3 separate regions of the Mus musculus genome follow, and regions 1 and 3 are each linked to region 2. A link is a contact called in ENCODE POLR2A ChIA-PET data. All regions are on one chromosome and are shown on one strand. The core of a region is the stretch at or near the end of the contact, and the rest is flanking DNA. Distances in the headings are between cores, read along the strand shown.

The links. ChIA-PET counts read pairs that join two places held with the same protein, here RNA polymerase II (POLR2A).
Region 1: POLR2A ChIA-PET joins it to region 2 with 11 read pairs in Patski. The contact joins the promoter of Cdk5rap1 here to the promoter of Zfp341 in region 2. POLR2A ChIA-PET finds 5 or more read pairs at or near these places in 2 of 5 experiments (Patski and embryonic stem cell).
Region 3: POLR2A ChIA-PET joins it to region 2 with 27 read pairs in embryonic stem cell. The contact joins the promoter of Raly here to the promoter of Zfp341 in region 2. POLR2A ChIA-PET finds 5 or more read pairs at or near these places in 4 of 5 experiments (Patski and embryonic stem cell).

What each region holds. Positions count from the first base shown.
Region 1 is chr2:154,371,194-154,374,680 of GRCm38, forward strand. Cdk5rap1 (CDK5 regulatory subunit associated protein 1) reads right to left here and starts at 1,526. Exons shown (of 14, transcript NM_025876.2): 1 at 1,488-1,526.
Region 2 is chr2:154,612,021-154,615,455 of GRCm38, forward strand. It overlaps Zfp341 (zinc finger protein 341), which reads left to right and starts at 1,348. Exons shown (of 15, transcript NM_199304.1): 1 at 1,348-1,382. The coding sequence starts at 1,352.
Region 3 is chr2:154,789,469-154,792,800 of GRCm38, forward strand. It overlaps Raly (hnRNP-associated with lethal yellow), which reads left to right and starts at 1,642. Exons shown (of 8, transcript NM_001139511.1): 1 at 1,642-2,080.

The DNA of each region.
Region 1 (3,487 bases), core at 276-2,775, 240 kb before region 2:
TTGAGATCTTCCTATGAAGTCCATACTGACCTCCAACTTTTCTCATTCCTCTCACCTCAGTCTTCCAAATGCCAGAATCACAACCCAGTTCCAAGGTACTGTTTTGTTTTGTTTTGTTTTGTTTTGTTTTGTTTTGACAGGGTTTCTCTGTATAGCTCTGACTGTCCTAGAACTTGCACTGTAGACCAGGCTGGCCTGAAACTCAGAGATCAGCCTGTCTCTGCCTCCTGAGTGCTGAGATTTAAGGTGTGCACCACCACCTCCCTTAAGGTACGTTTTATGATAGTTTACCTTAATCTAAACATGGTAAACCTATATTCCCAGTAACCTGGGAGGCTAAGGCAGGAAGATCATTTGAGCCCAGGACTGCCTGGACAACAGTGAGGGCTCTTAAAATATATTATATCTCTAATTTACAGGTGAAAATAAATAAAGGCGGCTCAGTGACATGGCTTAGTGGATGAAGGCACCTGCCACCAAGCCTGACTCCCTGAAAGCCACACAGTAGAAAGAATTCTTTTCCATAGATTCTTCTATCTCTACACATACACTATGTATGGCACATTCATGTGCATGAGCACAGGAACAAAAACCAAATAAATAAAATGTAATTAAAAAAAAAAACACCAACCTACTCTCTTGTCGGAGAGGAGACTTTTGGTTTGAGTTTTAATTTTTTTCACATTTTTATTTTTATGCATATTATGGTATGTGAACCATCTTAACAGCCCAGGTGTGAGCTTTCAAATCATCTACTTCTGCCCTTTAATTGTTGTGTGACCACGTTTTTACAAGTCAAATTTCCACCTCTGGACTACAAATGTCATATCCATTTTGGAAAAAAAAAAAAAAAAAGTACAATAGGACCTTACCCCTTGCCAGATGTTATAAGAATTACACATTAAAAACTTAGATTGGGGGAGGGGGGGACTTAGAGCAGTGGCTCAGTGGTTAAGAGCACTGACTGCTTTTCCAGAGCCTGAGTTCAATTCCCAGCAACCAAGTGGTGGCTCACAATCATTCACTAGCAGCCCACACTTCATTTCAAAGCATGGACCTTGGCCGGGTTCTGGGCGCGTCTTCATGTATGAGTGTTGGGGTGGGGAACGGTCCTTTCTGACGAACCTGGTGGAAGGATCAAAAGCTTCAAGTTTTTGCACAGCACAGCGCGGAACCACCTACCACATCCAAGCGTGTGAGTGCTAGGCGTGGCGGCGGCAACTGCGTGAGCCCCGTAGCCCCTCTCCGAGGTCTATCAGACCCCATCTCTGCTTCACAGGGCAAATACTAGGGCTTAGAAGGACGCTGTGACTTGGCCAAGAGCCGGCAGCGGGGCTGAGCTACACTCGCAGCGGTCCTACTCAAGGCCTAACACTGCCCAGTGATACCTTCTCCTAGCGCTTCTGGCTTTTCCTGGACGGTGCGAGCCCGCCCTGCGCCACCGCGGGTCACCCGCAGGACACTAAACTCAATCTCAAGCCTCTCACCTCCCACAACTGCAAGGTCCGCGTCCGAAACCGGAAACTGTCGATCTGCGTGGGTTCCCTTCTCAGGAGTCCTCCGCTGCGCGCCTAGGCGTGCAACTTCTGTTCCGCCGTGACTTTCGCCCGCGGTGTTCTAATGGTAGTGTTTCCTGCCGGCTTCGAGTCCCAGGACCCTGGCTTTGAAAAATAAAGCCGTGAGACCTACTACTTCTTTAAATGCTAATACCGCCCCCCACCCCCACCCCACCCCACCCCAAAAAAAAAAGTTAAGTAAAGCTTAAAACCAGGTAGGCGGGCTGGAGAGATGGTTCAGCGGTTAAGAGCACTGAGTGCTCTTCCAGAGGTCTGGAGTTCAATTCCCAGCAACCACATGGTGGCTCACAACCATCTGTAAAGGGATCCGATGGATGCCCTCTTCTGGTGTGTCTGAAGACCGCGACACTGTACTATTATGCATAATAAATCTTTTTTAATTAGAAAAACAAACAAACAAACAAACAGGTGGGCAGTCTCAGAGTCTGTATCTGCCCTTGCCCCAAGAGAGTAAGGGATTCTTAGGGGTGTTCTGCCCCCTGGAAAATAGGAGCTCTGACTTCTCCTCAAGCCTGTCACCCGTTAGCTCCCTCCTGCCATATGTACTTTCCTTCCCTCTCCTCACCAGACCCTTTAAGAAAAGGGCCACCATGGGGCTGGTGAGATGGCTCAGCATGTAGGACACTTGCTGTTTGACGACCTGGGGTCTAATCCCCAGAACCCACAAGGTGAAGGGAGAACTGGCTCCCACAAGCCCTCTGAACTTCACAGATAGGCCATGGGACATGCAACATCTCTCTCTCTCTCTCTCTCTCTCTCTCTCTCTCTCTCACACACACACACACACACACACACACAGACGTCTCAGGACGCTGTAGCACACTTCGGTGTTCTCAGGAGGCAAAGGCAGGCTAATTCGAAGCCAGAAAGAGCTACATAGTAAAATTTCGTAGATGATGGATAGACAGACAGACAGGCAGACAGACAGATGGAATAGAATAAATGTAAAAAAAAATAGAAAAGAGGCTAACCAGTGGTTTCTGTGGCTAGCTCTGAACGGCCTCGTCTTTCCTGGATCTCCCAGATGGCCCTGAACAGCCTAATTGTTCCTCACTACCTCCTTACCCTACTCCTGTCACATTCCTGCCCTGGCCCTCTCAGCCATTCTCCCTTCCCTGTTGACTCTAGCCAAAATACCTCTTCTCCCCCAGACCGAACCCATAGTCCCTACACTCAAGAAAATGCTGAGAACAGGATTCAGCCAGATCGGAGCCCTGGGGTCAGAACCACCCTATGTAGCATAAGTGTTTTTTCCAAGCTTCACCATAAATATTAGTTTTAAAGTGTGAGACATTTAAGTGTAAAACATTTGGTTGAAGCACAAACTGCAGGTGGACAGTTCAAAAATCTACAAGCATAGAATGAGTAGCAAAGAGGCGCCCCCTCCTGGCCTCTTCCTGTCATGACTCTCATCAAGAGACTGGGTTTGGAGGGAAGGAGTGGGGGGCATTCCCAGCCTTCCTCTTTGCCAATGGGCTTTTGTCGTTTTGTTTTGTTTGTTTTGTTTTGTTTTGTTTTGTTTTGTTTTGTTTTCATTTATGTGTTTATGTATCTGGGCAAGAAGCCGGAAGTACTTCTGTTTGGAAAGCCAGAAGCTAGAGTTGGCTCAGTCTGTAGGACACTTCCAAATGAAGCTAGAGTTACAGGCAGTTGTGAACCACCTGATGTGGGCCCAGAATCAAACTCTAGTACAATCCTCCAAAAACTTCTCAGCTATCTCTCCAGCCCTCCAACAGTTTCTGTAATATGTTACCTCTGCATTCTCTGGGTAAGACATTTTGGACCTCATTCTCCTGTTTCAAAGACAGTCTCAATGCGCGTGTCCCCTCAATACCATAACCTTCAAGAAAGTGGACATAGGAGGTAGGGTCTTCACAAAGTGACTAGGTCATAAAGGTAGAACCTCATGG
Region 2 (3,435 bases), core at 98-2,597:
GCTTAGCATTCATTCACCAGGCTCTGTATGCAGCCCTGCCCTCTTCGAGCCCCACACACTCAGGGCAGCTGACACTATTAAGTGAGACTATTAAGTGAGCCAGCATTACAGAACTTTGTGCAACAGAGGACAGTTAAGTCAGAAACTCACAACTAGTTAAAGTGTCAGTAGAGTGTTTAGCCACAGTAGGACTTCTATCTCATCTTTTCCTCTTTCCAAGACTCAGGCATCATGGTGAATGTCGGGGTGGAAAGATATAAGAGCCAGAGTTTGGGGAGGCCTGGGGTGAAATCGTGTCTTGGAAATGGCAGGGCTACAGCACTTGCAAACTCAGACCAGCTGTAGCTTTCTCCACCTGCACAGGATCAAGCCAGTCATCATTCCAGAATGCATGGATGAGGACCTCACAAATCCCCAGAGGTCTGTCTTGGGAGAGAAAGTCCTCTAAGTGTATATGTAGTCCCTGATAAACCATGTTCCAGTGGATGACCCCACACTGACACACTGATCAATATAATGTACCAGCAGTTCAAATTGGACTTCATGGATTATAAACAAAACTTAGAGACGGCTCAGCTGGTAAAAGCACTTGCTGCTGGACTGAGTTCAGTGCCAGGGTCTCACATGATGGAGGGAAGAGAATCGATTCCGGAACGTTGTCCTCTGATCTTCACACATGTGTTTTGTTGTGTGTCTGTGTGTAGATATATGCCATGTGTGTCCATATACACAAAACAAAATTAATAATAAATGTAAAAACGACGACATGAAGTTGGGAGTGGATCCCCTCCCTATGAGTTTGAGCTAGGAATGGCTGAAATGGTAATAGGGTCGTCAAAGAAATGGGGTCTCAGAGAATCACAGTCGAGAGGTGTGTGAATGGGAATGGAGGTCCCTCCAAAGCTGGAAATTGGGGTTAAGAAGAGCACTGAGGGAATCTAACATAAACTGAGGAATTAAGACCAGAGATAGGAGTCCTTCGAGAAGGCTGCTTTCCAATCAGCGTGGCACAGTTGCAAGGTGTGGGGTGTCCATGTAACAGACAATCTCGGTGAGGTGGGTTGGTGTTGCAACCTTGAAGAAGACTGTGTGCAGCGATCATGGGGTGCGTGTTGAAGAACTGGGGTCGGTGTCCGCGTTGGGAGGCGATGTGCGAGCGCCGGACGTATGTCTGTGTAGAATTGGAACTACTAGGGGACTGGGTCTCCGGCCGGACAGCGGGGCAAGCTGTTTCCGGGGCAGGGGCTTCGGCGTCGGCTCCTGGGCGCCCCCTGGCGGCCCCGACCCCGCCGCGGTTCTCACAATGCTTGCGTAGCCCCGCTCCGACTCCCCGGGCGGCGGCAGCTCCAAGATGGCGCAGGCGATCTTCGAGGCCCTGGAGGGTGAGCGCGTCGGGCCGGGGCAGCGGCTGTTCCGCGTGGCGCCCCCTCCCGCCGCGCCCTCGCAGCGCCGGGCCCAGGGCGCGTGGAGGCCGCGGGGCGGAGGGCGGAGGGCGTCCGGGCCGGAACAGCCGCGGGGCGGGAGGGGGCGGGAACAGCCTGGGAGCGCCGGCTCTGCGGGGAGGGGGCCTCGGGACCGGAACAGCGCGGCAGTCGAGGCCGCCGGCGCGGGAGGGTGCACGCCCAGGAAACAGCCGGGGGCCTGGGCCTGGAGAGACGGCGGTGCGGGAGGGCTGGGCGGCTCAGCTGCCCAGTCGGGCGCCCGAACCACTCAGAACGTCCCGAGACCCACGGTGGCCTCCGGGCTGGGATGTAGTCCTACTAAGTCCAGAGCAGAGAAGGAGGCGCCGCCTGTGTGCACAGCGGAGTCTGGGAGAGACCACCGGCCCAAACCAGTAAACACAGGGCACCCACCGTGCTCCGATCTGAGCCCTGCACGCGTGTGCCTGCTTGGGCTACTCTGGTCTCCGATCGAATCGGATTCGATTCTGTGATCTGCAAGATCGCCGTGGTGCATGGGCCCCAGGCTCTGGAGAAAGGGAGCTCTGAGCGCCACCATGTGCACCTGCTGGAGTTTAACAACAAAGGATGGCTCTAGAGACAGGAGAGGAGTTGGACACAGTAGTAGCCTTGTGGGTGGAGGGTGGAGTGAACAGCCCGAGTGGAAATCTGTGGGCCGGGCCGGCAGAAGGAAACCAAGGCTTGTAGTTCACTAGCTTCTTGGAGGATGAGCTCTCACCTGAGTCTTACCTTTGAAAGAAATCCAGTGATTCTTACTAAGCCAGATTCACTTGTCCTCATCCTCCTTCATTACTACCCCACCTCACCCCGCCGTCAGAATTGTGGGAAAGAATAGTAAAAGAAGGCAATCTCAGGCAGGGTTTGCCGTGCATGCTCATAATCCCAGCGGTTGGAAGACAGGCAGGAAGATCGTTAGCCTCGGCCACATAAGGATTTTGAGGCCAGCTTTGGCACCATGAGACTTTCAAAAACCAATTAGGAATATATGTGTACATACATATACTCAATAACAACTTTTTTTAAAAGGCCATGACTTTGAAGGAGAGTGGAGAGGTTATATGGGAGGTTTGGAGGGAGAAAAGTGAAGGGCGGAATGTCCTAATCAAATTATAATCTCAAAAGTATTAAAAATATCATTGTACAGAAAATAAAAGGGGGGAAAAACCACAAAACAACGGGAACTCAAAAAAGAAGACTGCAAAGGTGACCCCAGCTGGTGTGTTCTGTGAAGAAAATAGCAGGGGTGGTGTGGATCTGGGTGGTCAGTCAGGGTCGTGGGTGTTCGTTCCCTTTTGGAGGACAGTGGGGTATTGCGTGTGGTCAGGTCGTGGGTGTTCATTCCCTTTGGAGGACAGTGGGGTATTGCATTGTTTAAACGTTTCGTACAAGCATATGCTTGTGTATTAGCTAAAGAAAAAATTAAATAGGATTCGAGAAGTGTAGTTTCACTGGCCTTGAAAGGTCCCCAGGACCAAAATAAATAAAATTTCTACGAGAAGAACAGCAGGTGTGTGGCGATCCAAATAAAAGGGCATCGGAAGGACCAGGTGGTGGAAGCCAGGGAGAACAAGATTTCCCATAATTCCCGGTGCAGTGTAGCGGAGCGGCTTGAGAAAAGCCCTCCTCAGATCTGATGAGGCTTCTGAACTTTATCTTGGGATCAGTGTGGTGCTAAAAAAAGGTTTTCATCAGGGGAGCCACATCATCTGATGTATGTTTTATAAAGTTCACCCCGGCTTCTGGGGAATGCGGGGGGGGGGGGGGTATGGTGAAGGGCAGCAGGGAGTGTAAGGAGCTCGGCCAAGCGGCTGGAGAGGGTGGATCCCAGATATATTTGGGAAGCAGAATAGGTTAGATTTGCCAAAAGTCTAGAAATGTCAGGAAGGAAGCAGTGGGGTGAGGGAAGATTCCGGGAGCGCACCAGGGGCCTTGATGGGAAGGAAGGAAGGAAGGGCAGTGTGCCCGGCTTGTACTG
Region 3 (3,332 bases), core at 392-2,891, 180 kb after region 2:
AATGTGCACAGAATTCCCAGTGGCAGCAGACTATCATCTGCAATCTTTTCTAATGGAAGCCACGACCGGAGCAGGGCACCAGTGGCAGCTTGCCTGACAGTGGGGCTGCAAGTTCAGAGAATGCTTCTCAGAGGAGGAGGCTCCTCCTGAATATGGGATGAGTGAAAAGGCTGCCTGAGGTGTTAGTTAATAGATTGCTATATCCAAAGTCTAGCGGTGGTGGCACATGAGGTGGAGGCCAGCCTGGTTTACAGAGTGAATTCCAGGAAAGCCAAGGCTACCCCGAGAAACCCTGTCTTGAAAAAACAAACGGACAAGGAAACCCAACAAAGAATAGATGGTATATTTGAGCAAATATAGGAAGACTGTTACACAGAGAGGGAAGTGAGGAGCTGGATAAAACCAGAAAAAGCAGAGGAGGTTGGTAGGGGCTGGACTGATTGATGGAAGTGTTTATTGATCACCATAGTAGGTCTGGAAACACAGTAATGTACAAAAACCAGTAAAGAATTCCTGGTCTTGGCGCTGGGGAGATGGTTTAGTGAGTAAGACTGATTGCTCTTCAAGGCTGAGAACCTGTTTGAATCACCCATTCCCGAACTCAAGAGGCCTGGCCTCGCTGTGATGCCAGCAGTTGGAAGGCAGAAGCAGGGAGGATTAGGAGTTCAAGATTATTCTCGGCTACAGAGCAAGTACAAAGCTGGCCCGGGCTACAGAGACCCTGCCTCAAACTCTGTCCTAATTCCCAACAGGTAATGAAATCACAGGTCTGAAGGGAATGGGGAATACAAATAAGTACGTCTCCAGCTTTCTGGGAGATTTGTGACTATAGCTGACAATGGTCCTCTTTGCTCTCAGAAGACCCCCTGATGGTCTGGAGAGGCAAATTGGGGATGTAAGTGGGAGAGACAGGAGACTGAAAAACTGATTCAAATGGGAGATCCTGACATGATAAATATTTAGGAGGAAGAACCAACACCCAGATTAAGTAAGAAAACATTTCATCCCATAAGGGCAAAACTACTTAATCAGGCTTTTTTTTTTTCCACCTTTGACGAGAGACCCCAGACATCGAAGCGTCTCCGCCCAACCCCAAGCCTTCCCAGCGAATGGTAGCATTCTAATTCCTAGAAAGTGAAATAACCGCTCCAATTGCTTCTGGCCCCTGCCGCACCGCCTCCAGCTAACAGAGAGGGCTCCATCTCCAGGCCTCGCCCAATCAAGCGCCACCCCCGCGCCGCGCTCCTCCCTTAGGATCTTCCTCCTTCCGGCTCCCGCCCAGGGTCTACCTCCGACTGTCCTGCCCGCGGTGTTACCAAGGCCCACCTCCTGCAGACCGGCGGCAACCTCTTAGCACCGCCTCCGCTTCCGTAGGCCCAAGCTCCGCCCCTCAGACTCCTCCCCTGGGCACGCTCTTCCCCCCCACCCCGGCTCCGCCCTCAGCCTGCTGCTCCTCCCTCGTGTCCTCCCGCCCGTCAGCCCTCGGGACCCCCTCCGCCCCGCCTTCAGCACCCGGCTGGTGGAAGCCACAAACTCCTTTCCCTCAGCCCCGCCTGCCTCCTCCGTCCCCCCACCCCACGCTAGACCCCGCCCCGGCCCCGCCCTCCTCCTCTGCGCGCCGAAGCTCTGGACCTTTCCAAAGCCCGGCGCGAGGGGTGTGCAGGGAGCCCACGCGTTTGGAGAGCCCGGCCCGTGCAGGGCGGCGCTGGGGACTGAGTGCTCGGGTGGCAGGATCCTATTCGGAGGACCGAGAGGAGAACCGGGTAGGAGCCGGGGCGGCGGGCAGGCCGAGTGCAGACGCCTGTCCAGCACTCCCCCTCCCCGCGCTCGCCCCATTGGTGGCGGCCGAGCGAAGGACTCGCGGCTGCGGGGCTCGCGCCTCTGTCAGTGCGGCGGGGCGCGCGAGCGGCGCGGGGTGCGGAGCCGAGGGAAGCCGAGGGGGCGGAAGCGGTCGCGACTCTCGCGCGTGTGCTCGGGCTCCTCACGCGGCGGCCAGGGCCGCCTCTTCCCTCCCGCCCTCCGAGAGCAGACGCGCCGTCGCCCTTCGGTGCCGCGCGGCTTCCTCCAGACCTCGGCGCGGGTGAGTGGGGGCCGCGGGCCGCTCCTGAGGAGTGCGGGCGGGCTGTTCCGTGTGCCTTTTTCGTTCCTCACCTCCTCGGGCGGGCCGGTGCCTATTTTTAGAAACTCTTTCTCTCCGCGGTCCCGGGAGTCCTGGGAGCCGGAGTAACTCTCGGCCCCCTCCCTCTGTGCTCCCTCCCGGGCCCGCCGCCCCGGGTCGCCTGCCCCGGGGCCACGCGCGCCCGCCCCTGGACGCCTGGTATTCGCAGCTCGCCTCCGGTCGGTCGGCCGGGCGCGGGCCGGGAGTTGGGGGTGGGCCGGTGCCCGCTCGGAAGTTGGAGTCTTTTGTGCTGCGCCCCGCCCCGACCGGCGAGGGGAGGAGGGGAGGGAGCGGAGGTTGCGCCGGGGAGGCCTCGGGCGGGCTGGGGCCTGGCTCTGGCCTGGATTGGGGCCCCGGGTTTCTTCCGGCTTTCCAGTCGGTCCAGCTCTTTGAGGTTCCCTTAGGCGCGCAAAACTGGTCCTTTCTTTTCCCTCACGGGTCTGTCTGAGCGCCTTTCTCGCTACCCTTGCCTAGCCTTTGCTCGGTGTCTTGTGGAGCGCGGAAGGGAACGGCCAGCCCTCGAACTGGGGGGCCGCGTCCCCCACTTTGCTCCAGCCCGAGCCTCAGTTTTCACCTGGGTGAAATGGGGTCAAGGAGGAACGCAGCCTCTCCGGGTGTTAGTGAATTCAGGGAGGGAGTTAGTACAGGGCAGAAGCGTTAAATGCCAACAGGTAACGTTTAACGAGACTGACCCAGGAACTTCGTGAATGTATCGCCTCATGTCCACACCGGTCTTCCAGAGCTGTCCCTGCTCACAGGAGCAGAAATCAAGGTTCAGAGACATGAAACCGCCGTAGAAGTACAAAGCTGTTAGTAACCGTTACTTATTTCCTGATAGGAAATCTCTTTGTGCAGAGGGCATTTTGATTTACCGTTAGTCTTAACACCGTATAGGTAAGAAAGGTAGGCTCCTCTCTGAGACATTGACTGAGAGACAGGGACTGATCTGCCATAGATAAAATCTCCTTTTGTTGCTATCAGAACTCTGAGGGAAAGTGGTTAGGAGGAAATGTTTTTGCTGGTGTTGTGCTTAGACTGGTCCAGAGATCTTAAGTCTCAAACATAGTTCTGAGGTGTTTAGCTTCAGGACCTCACGGAAGTCCACCCTTTACTTTGTTTATTGCATGTCTCCATCATCCCCCCACCTCAGTCCTAGCGATCAGTCAGTCAGAAA